Regions from separate parts of the Mus musculus genome. Here all the other regions are linked to region 1. A link is a loop called in an ENCODE intact Hi-C map of the cell type or tissue named here. Cell type or tissue: heart. All regions are shown on one strand.

What was found. Hi-C counts contacts between places; a loop is a spot of excess contacts. Peaks named below come from ENCODE experiments on the same cell type or tissue, not always from the same donor. Only the 100,000 strongest peaks of a DNase experiment are listed, where the experiment ranks them.
Region 2: it touches region 1 in a loop (7-fold over the local background); 32 of 42 quality-filtered maps call a loop at or near these places.
Region 3: a loop joins it to region 1, with 14 times the contacts of the local background. A loop is called at or near these places in 21 of 42 quality-filtered maps.

Annotation. Positions count from the first base shown.
Region 1 is chr12:13,212,083-13,217,082 of GRCm38, reverse strand. No RefSeq gene overlaps it. Among named protein-coding and RNA genes, the nearest start is that of Gm24208, 33 kb to the right of the region's middle. In heart, no CTCF peak of the experiment used is centred here; DNase peaks (open chromatin) are centred at 1,972 and 4,792; H3K27ac peaks cover 1,029 bases.
Region 2 is chr12:12,620,610-12,625,609 of GRCm38, reverse strand. No RefSeq gene overlaps it. Among named protein-coding and RNA genes, the nearest start is that of Gm34637, 47 kb to the left of the region's middle. In heart, a CTCF peak has its summit at 2,460 (motif pointing left); a DNase peak (open chromatin) is centred at 2,469; H3K27ac peaks cover 2,652 bases.
Region 3 is chr12:12,320,677-12,325,676 of GRCm38, reverse strand. The region is part of intron 2 of Cyria (CYFIP related Rac1 interactor A); the gene reads right to left. Among named protein-coding and RNA genes, the nearest start is that of Gm34407, 34 kb to the right of the region's middle. In heart, no CTCF peak of the experiment used is centred here; DNase peaks (open chromatin) are centred at 1,966 and 4,806; H3K4me3 peaks cover 411 bases; H3K27ac peaks cover 498 bases.

The DNA.
Region 1 (5,000 bases):
GCCAGATTACTTTCTGAAGGGGTTGTGCTGATTGACAGTCACACTAACAACCCAGGAAGAGCCTTGTGGAATATATTTTATGAATTAAAATAGAACTTGTTGTACTTAAACCTTGCTGTGTGTTTATAGAGTATAGATCAGTGCTAGTGAGAAGCAGATAGGAGGCACTTCCCACTTGACTCTGTACCCTGCTCCTTCCCTGTGACTGCCACCACCCCCACCCTTCCTACCCCCACCCGGCCACTATATTATGGGTTATAAGCTAAATATAAACTAAGATCTAAGCTTGAAGTCGGTCTTTTTTTCTTTTTTCTTTTTTTCCCTTTTCAAGGTAGAACTATGTGGCAATGACTCAGTCTGCCCCAGATTTAAAAAGAAAGAAAAGAATTGGTTCCTGGCCAATTGGAAATGGGTAGAACCATTTCGTCACATTCCTTGCCTTGTTTTGACTTAGAGAAATTATGTGCTTCATTGTCATTTGATAAGATACATTAAATAAATTAAAAAAAAGAGTAAATGCACAAGGAAACCCAGGGTAGATTTCCTTACAGCAATCTTATCGTTTGACTAGATAATGTCATTTTCCAAAGGACTAGTAGCAGTCCCGAAGTGATCTGGTTTCGTGGGAGTGGAGGAGGGACTATTGGAACAAAAATGCAATGGTCCAGGAAGGAAAGGGAGGGATACTAGTTTGCTATTGTGAAGGATGTCTTTCAAGGGAGGAAGAGATGAGGGAACTAAAGGGGGTTCCTGGGGGGTGGGGTGGGGAGGAGGGATGGGATTTATAGGGAGAGAGGGCACTGTAGGGGGTTGGTTCCTTTAAGGGAGGAAAAGATTGAGTATTTTGCTGTCAATTTCTGTTCAGTTGTTTTAGATTCATTTAAAATTCTTTAAAGCCTTAGTTTCTTTGTTTCTGATATTCCACTTCTAGTTAAACTATTGAGAGAAATCTGAAAGATTTTGCAATCTAGGAGGTCTGCAGGACCCAATAAGAGTTACAGACTTCTCTTTAACCTACTCACATCAGAGTCTGTTAGTTCAAGGACAGAACCCAGGACCACTGAGAGAAACACAGAAGTAGCTCTCAGAGCTTTTCTCATGGCAAATTTTTACCCTAAAGATGGCCCAAAGGACATGAGAGCCAGATTCCTTAAATGAAGTGCAGGGTCTGTCTAGACCTTGCCTCCAGGAACTCTGCCGTGACTGCTCTGGATGGAGTAGGCCTTGGGTGTCCCAGGTGATGCTAGCAAGCTGTTTTAAGTGGAGCCTGATCCATCCCTATGCATGCATGCATGCACATGTGCATGAGTGTGCATTCAGGGTTTTGTAGAGAATCTCGGATAGAAACTGATTAGAGGAGGAGAGACTATTACTTGAGTGTTGAAGTAGTGATGGCCATCATGAGTTTGGCTTTTCCTTCCCCACATATTGTGATTCCCTGGCTGCTCGCAGATGTTAGCTGCTTAAAGTCTGACTGGACATAAAGGGAAATTCTGTGTTTAGACAAAGTGGTACTGGACTGGTGGGAACTGATTCTGATCTTTTACTGTGAGGAAATTGTTGTAAAGGGGGCTAGCAAGAAAGCCCTGTAGAAGCCATTTAAAGTTCATGAGATGGCATGCTTAGCCACAGTCAGACTTACAAGCGCTTGCTAAAGAACCCTGAGACATGCTTGAGCGAGGACCGGCTTACAGTCTCAGACTACAGTTTGAGATATTTTGTTTGGCATTAAAAGCCAGGCAATTTGGAGAAATTGGATCATATCCGTATCATTACATACTGTTTACTTAAAATATTGGTATTAGTACTGTAGACTGTAATAACAAATCTTGTAATGTGTGTCCATCCATAAATTGTTACTCGTTTTCCCACTGGCTCACAACCCAGCACCAAGAAAACACTGCAGAATAAAACCTATGTGCTAATGGAGACAACCAGAGTCAGGGTGTGTGGGTTTGTGGCTCACTTCCCAGTTCTGTACACTAGGTGGTGCTAGTGTCGCGCTGTGAATACCCACAAAGGCCTGAACACATGTGTTGGTGTATTTTTACCACTTGGGGTCACTTAAGGATTACCTGACTTGCCTCTTTTCCATCTAAGCAAATTCACAGATTCCAAGGAATTATTTCCCCATTACATTTGTCAGAGTCTGTGGCTTTTTTTTTTACCTAGATCTTGAAGGCCAAGAAGTGTGAATTGGAATTTTTTTTTTCCTTAGCGAATTGGCCCCACATGGCTAGTGCCTGGGTGGTTCCTCCTGTCACAGTATGGTGGACTACCCCCCACCCCACGCCTTCTCTTGGGCCCACCATTGGAGACTTCTCCGTATAAAGATTTTCCATACATGTCAGGATCGTGCTTACGCTAATTGCTGTGCTCATTAACATCTCCAGAACTTGGAGTGCTTTTTCTCAGTCATTTCCTTTGATTTTGCCTGTCTCTGAAAGGCCAGCTCTGAACGAAGTGAGGTGGGTATCACATTAACTAATTGCTGACACCCACCGGCTTTCTTGCCTCCTATGCAGCTGATCCCAGGAATTACACCATTGCCCCTGGAGAGCATGCTAGAAATTTGTGGAATGGCCCTGGTGGACTTGCCTGCCTGTGGGTGGGTATGGGTGAGGACAAGGGCAGGATGTGTGGGCTTGCACAGCTTGGACAATGAGCCTAGTCACTTCATATGGCAGCTCATGGGGACTTATGTGAACACTCAAAACGTGGATGGTCTTTCAGAATCTCCCTTCTCAGCAAGTAACTTCTATTTTTCTTCCTTTCTTCCTTCCTATCTTTTTTTTTAAACTTTCTTTGATGTGTTTGCATATTTTATGTGCCTGGTACCTGTAGAGCTCTTAAGATGATATTGTATCTCCTGGAACTGGCGTTATACATGACTTGAGCCAACATAGGTGCTGGAACCAAACCCAGGTCCTTTGCAAGATCAACAAATGCTCTTAAGTGGGAGCCATCTCTCCAGCTATATACCTTCTGCTATCACTGAATAGCTTCTCTCCAGCTATATACCTTCTGCTATCAGTGAATGGCTTCTCTCCAGCTATATACCTTCTACTATGACTGAATAGCTTCTTAGGTGATGGAAGCAGAACTGAGTCACCAACTCAAGAACATCCTCTGCTGGGGCCATTTAAATCTGTGACAGAATTCATTTGGTTTCTACCACTGAGTGCACAGTTAAAATTACACTCAGTGTTATATAGTTTATCATCTGTGTCAAACCCACCCAAGAAAGTGAGATAGGCCTCTATTAATTAAATCCAAACTAAGACGCTTAAATCTTTTATTTCCCAACCTTCCTCCTTAAATCCTCTCCATTCATACCACCAACCCCTATGTAAAAAACAGTAAGTATCATTTATTGGTCTATACTGTGAACTTGGCATCATTCTAAGTACCCATTCTGGTTCAGTCCTAACAACCCAGAAGCTAGGTTACCTTCATATTTCCCAAGCATCACCAAGAGGGTAGTTACTAGTTTAAAGATGACATGGCTGGAAAGTAATGGTGCTAGGACTGCCTTTATTCTTATGCTGTTGCCTGCTGGGAGATCTTCCCTCCTTGACTGTCAGGATCTTACCCAGTGTCAGGGCCCTGAGTCATCCTACCCAGCCCCTTGAATGAAAAGTCTGCTCTGGAATGCCACCCAGAAGCCAGATATTTTGGATTCTGACTCATGTAAGAGCCAGCGCTATCCTTTTTCAGGTAAGGAGCCTGAGGCGCAAGGGTCTTGGATGTTGAGTTTGTCAAGCCCTGGAAGGTGGGCTTTCCTGCTGTGCCCCTCCAGGAAAACCTCAGCTCATCTCTTTGTCTCCCCTACACATTATAAATTAGCTAGCGGGTCGTGGTTGTGCACGCCTTTAATCCCAGCACACGGGAGGCAGAGGCAGGCAGATTTCTGAGTTCGAGGCTAGCCTGGTCTACAAAGTGAGTTCCAGGACAGTCAGGGCTACACAGAGAAACCCTGTCTTGAAAAACTAACTAACTAACTAACTAACTAACTAACTAACTAACTAACTAACTAAGCAAATTAGCTCTAAACTCTCTAAAACTGTCACATACCTATTCCAGGTGGGTCAAGGTGCTGCTAGAGCAGTGGTTCTCAACTTGTGGGCCACCAACAGTTGTATATCAGATATTTATTTTACCATTTATAACAGTAGTACCATTACAGTTCTGAAGTAGCAATGAAATGATTTTATAGTTGGGGGTCCCCACAACATGCAGAACTGGATTAAAAGGTTGCAGCATTAGGAAAGCTAGGAACCAATGGTCTAGTGAGAGGCTTTTGGGCTACAATGCCTCTTCTCCCTCTACAGTGTGCAGGCATTCTTACATTGTGACCTTTTCCAACTGACGAGACTATCATGCTTAGATGATGGAGGCCTTCAACAGAAAAACACCGAGACTTTTCACTCCGAGCAGGAAACAATATCCCATAGTGTAATAACCCCAACAGAATGGAAGAATAGACCACTTTCAGTAAAACAAACAAACAAACAAACAAACAAACAAAAAACAAAAAAACAAAATCACAGCTTTTTCAGCCTTCTCAAGAAAACCTTTGACCAAAATCTGAGCATGATTTTGAGCATATGGGCCCCAAGTTCCAATTTGCTGTGGCTGAGATTTCACTGGTACGATGGACCAACACTCCCAGAGAAATATGTGAATTCATCGTGGCTATTTTTGCAGCACTGAAGCTGGCACACTTCCAAGCTGAGAACTTTCTGCTTTAGCAGCTCTCGGTTATTTGAGGCTGGATGACTCACTTAGTGTAACATCCTCTTGTTTTCCTCCTCCTCCTCCTCCCCGGGCCCCCTCCCACCTAAGAGGGCTGGCAGGGGCAGGAAGGGTTATGAAACTCAAGCTGCTGTTGAGGACTGCATGTCTTGTCAGTTTTTGGTAGTGCTTTGTTGGGAACCACTCTTCCTGCTCCTTCACGATCTCCTCCCTACTAGGCAGGTCACCTCTGTCTTTATGTGTGC
Region 2 (5,000 bases), 590 kb after region 1:
ATGGCCTCTCGTGCAGAACACTGTGAAGGTGAGGAGCCAGCTTCAAGGGAATGAGCAACAGGGAAAGGAATGAAGACCGCCCTTGTGTAGTACATGTACTGCTCAGCCTGCTTTCTTTCTGGTTCACACAACCACCAGGCCTCAGTCTGAGCTATCTCACAACACTAGTGCACAGTGGGCACACTGTAAATGATAAGTCGGGGCTTGTGAGAAATGCCAATAGTACAAATGTTTGTTCAGCCTTTCCTCAAAGCTAGTTCCTCTAAGAGTTTTTGGCCATAAAGTAGAGTACCTCAAAGCTGGAGGAAACTGGTGTCCTGGGGGGATGGAGATGACTGTAGTACCCATACAAATGGTAGGTAGCAAGAGGGTCTGGACCCAGTCACATACCCTCCAACACTTGCAAACCCCCAGCTAGCTGGCTGTGGGTAAAGTCCTGTCCTCAGGGAGCTTATGTCTCTGCACTCAAGGAGCCAGGATGGTACTTCCTGAGAGCAATTATTAATCAGCAGTAACAGTGGGGAACCTAATGAAGGATCATAGCACTGGGGCTCAGCAGCCTACAGGGCGCTGAGTGTGGTTAGGGAAAAGCCAGTTTCCTCTCACCCTTAAGGTGATCTCTTGCTAGCCCCAAAAGATAGCCTAGAAAGTCCTGCCTACATAAAGCATGCCCTAGGACATATCATGAACACTTGTAGGTGGACAAGGAGTTAGCCAGACTAATGGAGCAGACAGAGGGACATGGAGATGGGAGCTGTTGCCCCAGGGTCTCTGTTACTTTCCTCTCATACCCTCTCACCTGAGGCTCAGCATCCTTTCAAAAACAAAAAACAAAAACAAACAAACAAACGAAAAAAAAGAGAACGAGGAAGAAAAGGCAGGCAGGGATGAGTGAGACTGTTCTCAACAATTGTTCTACCAATGGGCTGCCGAGCTGTGTGGTCCCAGGGAGACCCTTTCAAGGCTTGGTCTTTTGTGTGTGGAGAGGATGGTGATAAAGCTTTCCTGCTCCTGTGGACCCTGAATGAAAGTCAGTGGTTGAAAAGAGCACGTGAACTGGCTGAGTGGGGAGGCAGCCACTGAAGGCTCCCTGTGGCATACCAGCCTCTGGGAAAGCCGGGCTGTCTGACCTGGTGTTTTGGCAGTCACGTCACTTGCTTCAGGTCTCAGTGTATGTATGTGTGTGCACTTGAGTGTGCAGGTGTCTGCGGGTGTTTGCTGCTGTAGCGAAGGGCTTGGTGGAGGGAGTGACAATCTTGTCATTCTGTTTTTCTAACTCTGTAGGATAAAGCCTGTCCTCTAAGTTTAGTCCTTTGCCTGGCACCTGTCACGCATGGGCATGTGTGCACATGTTTGTGTACTGTGTGTTTGTGTGTGTGTGTACTATGTGTGTGTGTATTGTGTGTTTATGTGTGTGTATGTGACTGTGTATGTATGTGTGTGTGTGCATAGAAGTCAGAGAACACTTGGCTGTGGTTTCTCAGGTACTAACTATCCACCTTGTTTTTAAGACATGGCCTCTCAGTACCCAACACTGGCCATCCAGGCCGGGCTGACTGGTGAGCCCCGGAGATCCATTTCCCCCGGGTTCGGATCAGGTATGCCTCCCAAGTCAGTCGTCCTTTTTACTTGGGTACTGAGTAAACTCCGGTCCTTGCTGCAAACCCTTTACTGAATGAAGCATCTCCAAGAGCCCAACCTGTAGCCTTTCACTCTGCCTTCCCATGGCCTTGTCACTGAAGCTTCTTGTCCTGAGAGCAGGGACTTGTATCCACTGTGCTCTGCTCACTCCCAGTCCACATGTGTGAGACTCCCTGGGAAAATGCGCCTCACAGTGAAGCCAGGGAGGAAAAAAGAGTTGGTCCTGTCTGATGTCTCACTGCCTTCCTACACTGTACTGGACATGCCAGTCTAGATAGTCTCAGATAGGATTCTAGGAGGGAGATATTTCCCTCCCATTCTGATGCAGTCATCAAGGCTCAGAGATGAGCTGTGAATAGCCAGTAGCACAGTGGTCACCAGGAGGGGAACCCAGGGCTTTTATTTTATTTTTCTGTCATGAATTCTGAGGCATGACTATCATGCTTCCAAGACCACTGACAACGGTCCCTTCTTCAGGCAGGTTCCCCACGTGGGAAGCTTGTTCCTTCTCTTTGGATCCTCAGTGTTTGAGGCCGACCTTCTCTGTGACAAGGCCACTCTCATTCTCACTCTCTTATTTCAATTTTACCCAGAGCTGGTGTAGGACATGAGGAGTTGAAAGAATGAGTTCTACACCGTGGTCTGTGCAAATGTAGAAAGCATTCTTCTTTCTCGGGGCTTGTGTTTCCCAGTTAGTGATATAGGCTTAGTCTAGAATGCTACTGTAGGGCCTCTCCAGCTCTGCATTGCATTCTTAAACATTCTTTTCTGAAATCCTAGCCTGTCTTGCAGCAGCTTCATCCCTCTGGCTAGCCTGTCTTAAAGCACAGCGCCACCTTCTGGAGATGAGCTTACTATGGAGTCACAACTTGTCCCCTCACCAGCACTCCCAACCCTCCTCATACACACACACACACACACACACACACACACACACACACACACACACACCCTTTGGCCTAGCGTCTGGCTCTGGATCCTCCCTTCCCTGAATGCCAGGCTGGAAACCTAATCAGTAGTCCCTGTCTGTCGGCTGTGGGCACCGCTCTTCAAACTTGCTAGGCAGCTCCAGTGGGGAGCCATGGCTTTCTTTCATCCAGAGGTTCTGATGCCTTTCCAAAAGCTAAGAGCTGGGGCCACTGTAAGCACACTTGAGTCCCGAGGCAGCTAAAATATGTAAGGGATGTGTTCCTTTGGAAAGCAGAGGCAGAAACAGCTAGGGTCCCCTGCCCCCACATACTTCCCTTTTTGTTTTTGTTTGAGGGATAGAAATCATCATCAGAAAAGTAACCAAGGAGGTCCCCAGATATTCTCAGATTCAGTGACATATTTTTTATTTTATGTTCTCAGTTGGAAAAAAAAAAACAGTCAAGAAAAAAGACATAGAAGGGGTGTGTTTGGAGTTGTCTCTGGGCACCTGGCCTTTGTTCATTTGGTGTCTGTCTTAAGCACATACAAGGGGCTACTCTTATGCTGTCATACCTAGATGGACTGAGGACTCAGTTGCCACAGGCTTTTGTCCCAGGGGCTGTCTGCTAATTACCTGTGGGATGAAGTTCAGACTTGTCTTTTTGTTGGAGAAACTCAATTGCCTCCAACGAGATAGGCTATGTGTGGCTTTAAGAACCCGGAAGTACACCCAGCATCTATCTGTCTGGGGACATTAGCTGAATAAAGTCTAGACATGACAGGTAAGAAGGAGCTCTGGTCTCAGAATTACCATGCACGCCCTGCTTTCTGTGCTTGTAAGCATCTTCCCTCTGCTGTCTGGAGCACCTTGCTCTACAAGGGGAGAGTAGATACAGATTTCTAAACTCTCCAGTTCATGGTTCTAGGAGTTAGTTGCCTGCTGAGTTTTCATCCCGACTCTGCCTCTTAGCATTAGACGTTAGGTTAGAACAGGGGCAGGGAGGTGCACGGGTCTATTGCTCTGCCTGAGCTTCTGGGTTCTACCTGCTTGCAGGGTTCTTCAGGGGCAGGGGCAGGAAGACCTATTTGGGTTGTGCATGGTTCCATGCTTAGAGTCACCAATGACCGTCACTGAGGTTCCCGTCCTAGCTAAACTACAGGAGTTGAGAACAGTTTTGGAGGAAAATGTAAATAGTTCCAAACGATGCACTTGCTTGCTTCCGTTCAGTCTGGTGGTCCTGCGCAGAAACACCCGTGTGCCTAGGTGCTAAATGAAAAGGCCCACAGGGAGGAAGTCCAGAAGGGTGCTACTCTGCTGCCGGCACCCAGCCCTGTGGCAGTTGGCGGGAGCTGTTGGTAAATCGCTTGGAATCCTGTGGGTACCTTGCCATGTTCATTGAAGATATTAACACCTTTTGTCTAGAGCCAGAAGCCGGCAGTTCAGGCACCTGGTGCTAGACTTAGCTTGTCCAGTGGAGAAATTAACATCATAAAACTCAGTTAACAGAGATGCCGTGGGTTTAATTAGTTCCTTAACAATTAAAGAAGAATTATGAGAGCTCGGGTTTGAGCTCTTCAGCTTCGAGAGCAATTCGGATGGAGTGGATGGCGCTGGTTGATGTCTCCCCTGAAATTCTTGCTTGACAACGTGATTTGGGGAATTATTTATGTTGCCCTGCTTCCAGGCGAATACATACACTTTCCTATAACCCCAAAGGAAGTACTTCCTGGTTACCTCCCTAGCAACTCTTTCAGAGAGAGCCTGAGGCTGGAGGGAAATGGGCGAGTTCTATCTTTAGAGTTCTGTTCACTCTGCATTCCTGCCTCCCTCTATCCTCAGCAACCCCACACTGATTCTGCCCCTTTCTAAGCTCTGTGGGCATTGTTGGAGCTATGTGGCATTATTGGTTTTCCAGCTACCTCTTTATTGTATTCATTATGCACTTCTTTATAAGACATCATAAGTGGGGATATGGCTGTTGTGCCGTTTATCTGTGGCAGGGGGATTTAGTCAGGGTATAACTGAGAGTGGGGATAGCCACCATGACCAGTGCTCATTCTGGAAGCCTATCATCTTCAGCCCATTAGCCTTCTGCTTTCTTCAGGATGGGAACAATTATAAAGTGTTCTCTGAACATGAGTCTCTTGAGCCACTAGATATGGAACCAGTCATTCTTTATAATCTTGCTACTATCATGGAAGGTGTATGGGCTTATCAGGAGTGCTCTAACCCACATTTTCTGTGTCAGGTTATGTGCTCATGCAAGCTCTCCTGGCATTTTTAAGAGCATGAGGAGGTATAAGAAGCACTGGCTATCTCCCAGGTGTGCTTGTTCATTCTAGGGAAGGCTGGGCAGCCCAGGTTTTCTCTTCCTTGGCCCAGAAGATACTCTTTTCTCCCATCCATCCCCTTTTCCCATCCCTCTCTGGCAGCAGCATTGTCTCTGAAC
Region 3 (5,000 bases), 890 kb after region 1:
CTAAGCAGCAACCGTGCAGGGAAAGGTAGTACCATAGGAAAGGGTCTCTGAGACCCGAAACATTGCAGAAGCATCAAAACATTTTCAAAAGCCATTCATTGCAAATACTACAGTCCCAGAAACATTAGCGCTCCATTGAGTTTGAAGAATGTAGAATCCCCAAAGTACTGAAATCTCATTTGAGAATTTAGAATCGAAAAAGGGTCTTTGCCCCTGAAAGGAATAATCACATTGATTTGAAACCCTCTTTCCCACAAACAAAACTAATGTTTTAAGGTTAAAAACCCTGGCATGAGCCCTAAGCAAGCTGTGCAGACCGGGCAGGGCAAGCCCAGGAGAGGGAAGGGGGTTGGGAGCTGAGCTGGCAGCTGTGTGTATGGGACCTGGGGCTACTTCCTGAGTGAGACCCCAGGATGCAAGCAGGGTCAGGAATCAGCAGGGCTCAACAATGGCTATTTCAGCACAAATATTTCAAGATACTGTGGTGTCCTAAAAGCCCATAAACTTGGTCCAAAGCTTCCTTCTAAATTTCCAACCCAGAAGAGCTCATAGAAATATGAACCTGGCACACGATTCTGCCTCCTTCTTGCTTCTTTTTCTCTGTGCTTTCTTTGCCACTGGCACCCTATCCCCTCAGCCTGTGAGGGGCCTAACTTAGCAGCCAAAACACCCTCAAAGACCCCTACTCCCACCCCCAGCCCCAGCCCCAGGCAGAATTAGCAATCTTTCTTGCTTTGCATTTTAAAGAGGCTGTTTCCTATGCATTTGCAGCGAGTTCTTCATTTCAGTAACACCCTGTCTGCACCCGTGCATCATGCATGGGTCCAGACAGACAAGCGCTTTACTGGCATGCTCTGAAATGGATCAGATATACTAGCTATGTAGCCTCTGAAAATAAAGGCAATGGCATTCATTACAAACAAACCCAACAGTCACTGTTAAGAAAGAGTGGGAAAAGCCAGGCCTTTTATCGCAGCACTGGGGAAACAGAGGCAGGAGGATCTCTGAGTTGGACGTTAGTCTGGTTTACAGAGTGAGTTTCAGGACAGCCAGGTTACGCACGCGCACATGCACACACACACACACACACACACACACACACACACACACACACACACACACACACGCACGCACGCACGCACACACGCACACACGCACGCACGCACGCACGCACGCACGCACACGCACATTACCGCCGCCACCACCAAAAACCAAGCTCTGTGAGGGTAGCGGAGTCAGGGGAGGTCAGATCAAACAAGCAAGCAAACAAACAAACATCCTAAAACAAAGGGTAATCACTTTCTGGAAATACTTCGAGTTTTGGAGCCTACGGGGAGGAGGGAGGGGGGTGCCATTCTACTCTAGATTCTTGGGTTTTCCTTGTCCATAAAAAACAAAGTGTTCCCTTTCAGTTTTGACACACATAAGAGAATGTTGGTCAAGGGTCCAAGGTTGTCTTTGGACCCCTGTTCATCCCCAAAGCAAACTCTAGTTGTGTGTGCCCCCTGCTTTGCATCTGTAGGACTGCAGCCACAGGGGGAGCAAGTCCTTTTCCTTTCAGTTAAAATCTGCAGGAGCTGCTTTCGCGGTGGGAAGAAAGCCGACGCAGACCACCGCCAGGGGAAGGCGGGCGCTGAACGGCTGCGTTGGGCTCATTCACAGAGCTATTAATCATACAAGAGCCCATTTATGACAAACACAGGTCACTCCCTTTGCATGACAAGGCGGAGGGGTCCACAGAGGCCCATTATCCTCCCCCAAAACAGAGCATTGTGGGCGAAGTGGGAGAAGCCATGTGCTCACACACAAACGGACATTGTAAGGCTGTTTGCACAACCCCGTCCTGCTCCTTGCGAATTTCCTGCCAAGGAGACATTTAGATCTCACAGAGTCCGCACAGCAGACATTGCTCATTCAATATGGCTTCGGGCAGTAAGCCCCAGAAGCCCGGTGCACGGCTCCCTCTGCTGGCCATATCTGGAACTGCAGGCCAGGGATGCTGAGACTTGAACCTGAAGGATGCTCAGGACCTCAATTTCTTTTTTGCCCTTTGCTGTAAAAGCTGGGTGGGTGTGAACTTTGGGAAATAGGAACCCTGCAACTACAACCGGTACTAGCTTCAGCACTTTTGATAGGTCATATAATCCTTCAAATATTGTTTTATAATCTGAATTCATGCCACTCATTTAGCTGCTCTGAGATCAAATACTAAATATCGAGTACCTGCCTGACACGTGGTGAGGGTGATACAAAGGGTCTTCTCTGCTTGCTTTCAATAGGATAGAAATGGCCACATCACTGATATGGAGTCAGAAGAGGCAAATACAATGCCTACTGGTAATGCCATCATGTTTTGATCAGAACAGAGACCTTAACTCCTGGTGTCTAGATTCTCTAACACTATTGCCATCTCTATTTTAGACATGGCATCATTGTGTGTTATGTGTTGGTGTGGACAGCTCTGTACATGTCCCTGGACACACTGCTTCACCAGCCGTTGGTGATGCCCCACCTTGGAGTAGTATTCGGATCCAGGAAGGCCCTGCAGGAAACAGCAGAGCAGCCTTTTTCTAGTTCGACAGTCTTAATCAATGCATTTCATTAACATTCACTTAACCTTTCCTGGTCTGCACTTCACTCTGAGTAACTGATGACTTCACTGCTGCCAAGCATTGAGTGGCCGTTGCCACAACTGGCATCTCCCTTAAGTCTGGCATCTCCCTTAAGACTGGCGTCTCCCTTAAGTCTGGCATCTCCGTCTGAATTCTGACCTGACTAATGGGGATGATTTCTCTTTACAGGGGGTATCTATGAGGACTCTAAATGAGATCTCTGATGACACCCCAGCTTGTAACTCACTGTGTCCTCGTCCCCTAAAGTCCACACACTGAGGCGATGCTTAGATTCTCCCAGGGAACCTAAACTTAACCCGTCCATAAAGAAAGGCTCCATTTCTTACCTTGGAACCAGCCCTTGAAGTCTTCCCTAGCTCAGTAGATGGCAACTGGGTGAGCTTCCAGATGCTCTGTAGAAGGCGCTGATGCTGACCTGACTTTGATGCATCTCATACCCCACACCCAAGCCAACAGATCCCACAGATCCTATACTCCGCACTCAAGCCAACAGATCCCAGAACTCTGCTTTTGAGACAGGTCATGTGTTCAATTCTTTCTCTCAATTACCAGTGTCTCACGCTGTCCTAGTCAGGGTTTCTACTCTGTGACAAAACACTATGACCAAAAAGCAAGCTGTGGAGAAAAAGAGTTTATTCGGCTTACACTTTGCCTCACGCTTCATCATCAATGGAAGGAAACCAGGACAGGAACTCAGGCAGGGCAGGAACCTTGAAGCAAGGGCTGATGCTGAGGCCATGGAAGGGAGCTGCTGATTCGCTTGCTCCACATGGCTTTCTCAGCCGGCTTTCTTACTGACCCCAGACCACCAGCCCAGGGATGACACTGCCCATGATGGACTGGACCCTCCCTTCTGGTTCACTAATTGAGAAAATTCCCTACATCTGGATCTTATGGAGGCACTCCTTCAACTGAGGTGCCTTCCTCTCTGATGACTCCAGCTTGTGACAAGTAGATACACAAAATCAGCCAGTGCACAGACCAAGCTGGAATCCACCATTCCTCGCCAGAGCATCCTGTGTTTCTTCCTGCACAGGTCTCCAAGCCCAAACACTCAGCTTCCTGTCCATCTAGCTACTATAGCCTTGTGCTTAAAATTAGCCTCAGTCACCCCTCAGCTTAAATCTCTCCAGGGACCTCCACGTCACTAAAAGTACTGTGCCTGCCAGAGTCAGCGAGAGCCTATGGCGTTTGCTCGCCAGCCAAGGTTTCACTGCTCTGCTCTCGCTACCTTGGCCTTGTCACTGTGTTCGTTCAAGGTTATCCCCCACCACTAGCTCCTTCTCATCCTCGTTAGTCCTTTTGTTTCAAATGCTTTTCTCCAGGTCTCTGTTCAGTTTGTTTTTCTGCAGCACCCAGTCTAACTATCATGTTCACTACAGTACTTTGCCACACACCACCCCCAGGACTCTTTATTTTTATATCTATCTCTTCTAACATATATATACCCACAATAGAGTATCTATCTGTCTGTCTGTATTCATATGTATATCTGTCTCTCTCTGTATGTATGTACACACACACACACACACACACACACACACACACACCTCTGTCTTTGCCTGCTCCCCCCCTCTCTGTGTGTCATATAAAAGCACGTTTCTGGTACCATATCTGGAGACACTCAAGTGTGGTCCAAACATCAGGCCTCCATCTTTACTCCATCTGTGCCCTACATTTCCACTGACAAGACCAGGATGGTACTGGGAAGTTTTGGCAGTCAGAACACATGGCTCATGTGTATTGAGTTATAGCCAAGAAAACATGAAACTGAATACATATTCTTACATAGGGATCTGGTTAACAATCCCAGTCCCATACACTGTGCGCATTCTCTGATCGACACTGTGCTGAATAATTCATGGATATTGTCAGATTGCACCCACAGGGCTAACCATGACTTACAAGTAAGAAGATGGATGTAAGTTGAGTAGCTTGTATAGTTATAGCCAGCAACTGGCAGCACCAGGATTTGAGCACAGGGTATCCCAGAAAACTCACACTTTAAGCCACTGTGTTAACCCACTCATCTGATACTCTAGAACCATTACTCAATGTTTGGAGGAACAGAAAACAGCTTAACACATGGCTTGTGGCTTCTGGCAAGGGAAGGAGAGTGACATTGCAGAAGCCACACCCAGGAAGCCATAAAACAACTTGTGCATTCAACTGTATGATACTGAGTATGATCTCTTTTTAAAAGTTATGTAAGTGGCATTGACCAAACTTCCTGCATGCCAGACTAGGATGTAGGCTTCAGAAAAGTAACAGCAGGCTCAATTGGAGAGAGAAGTTGTCCCAGGCGAAGAAAAGGAAGGGCGTGTTGTGTACATGAGGGCAATACATCACCATAAGATCTGTTCTTGT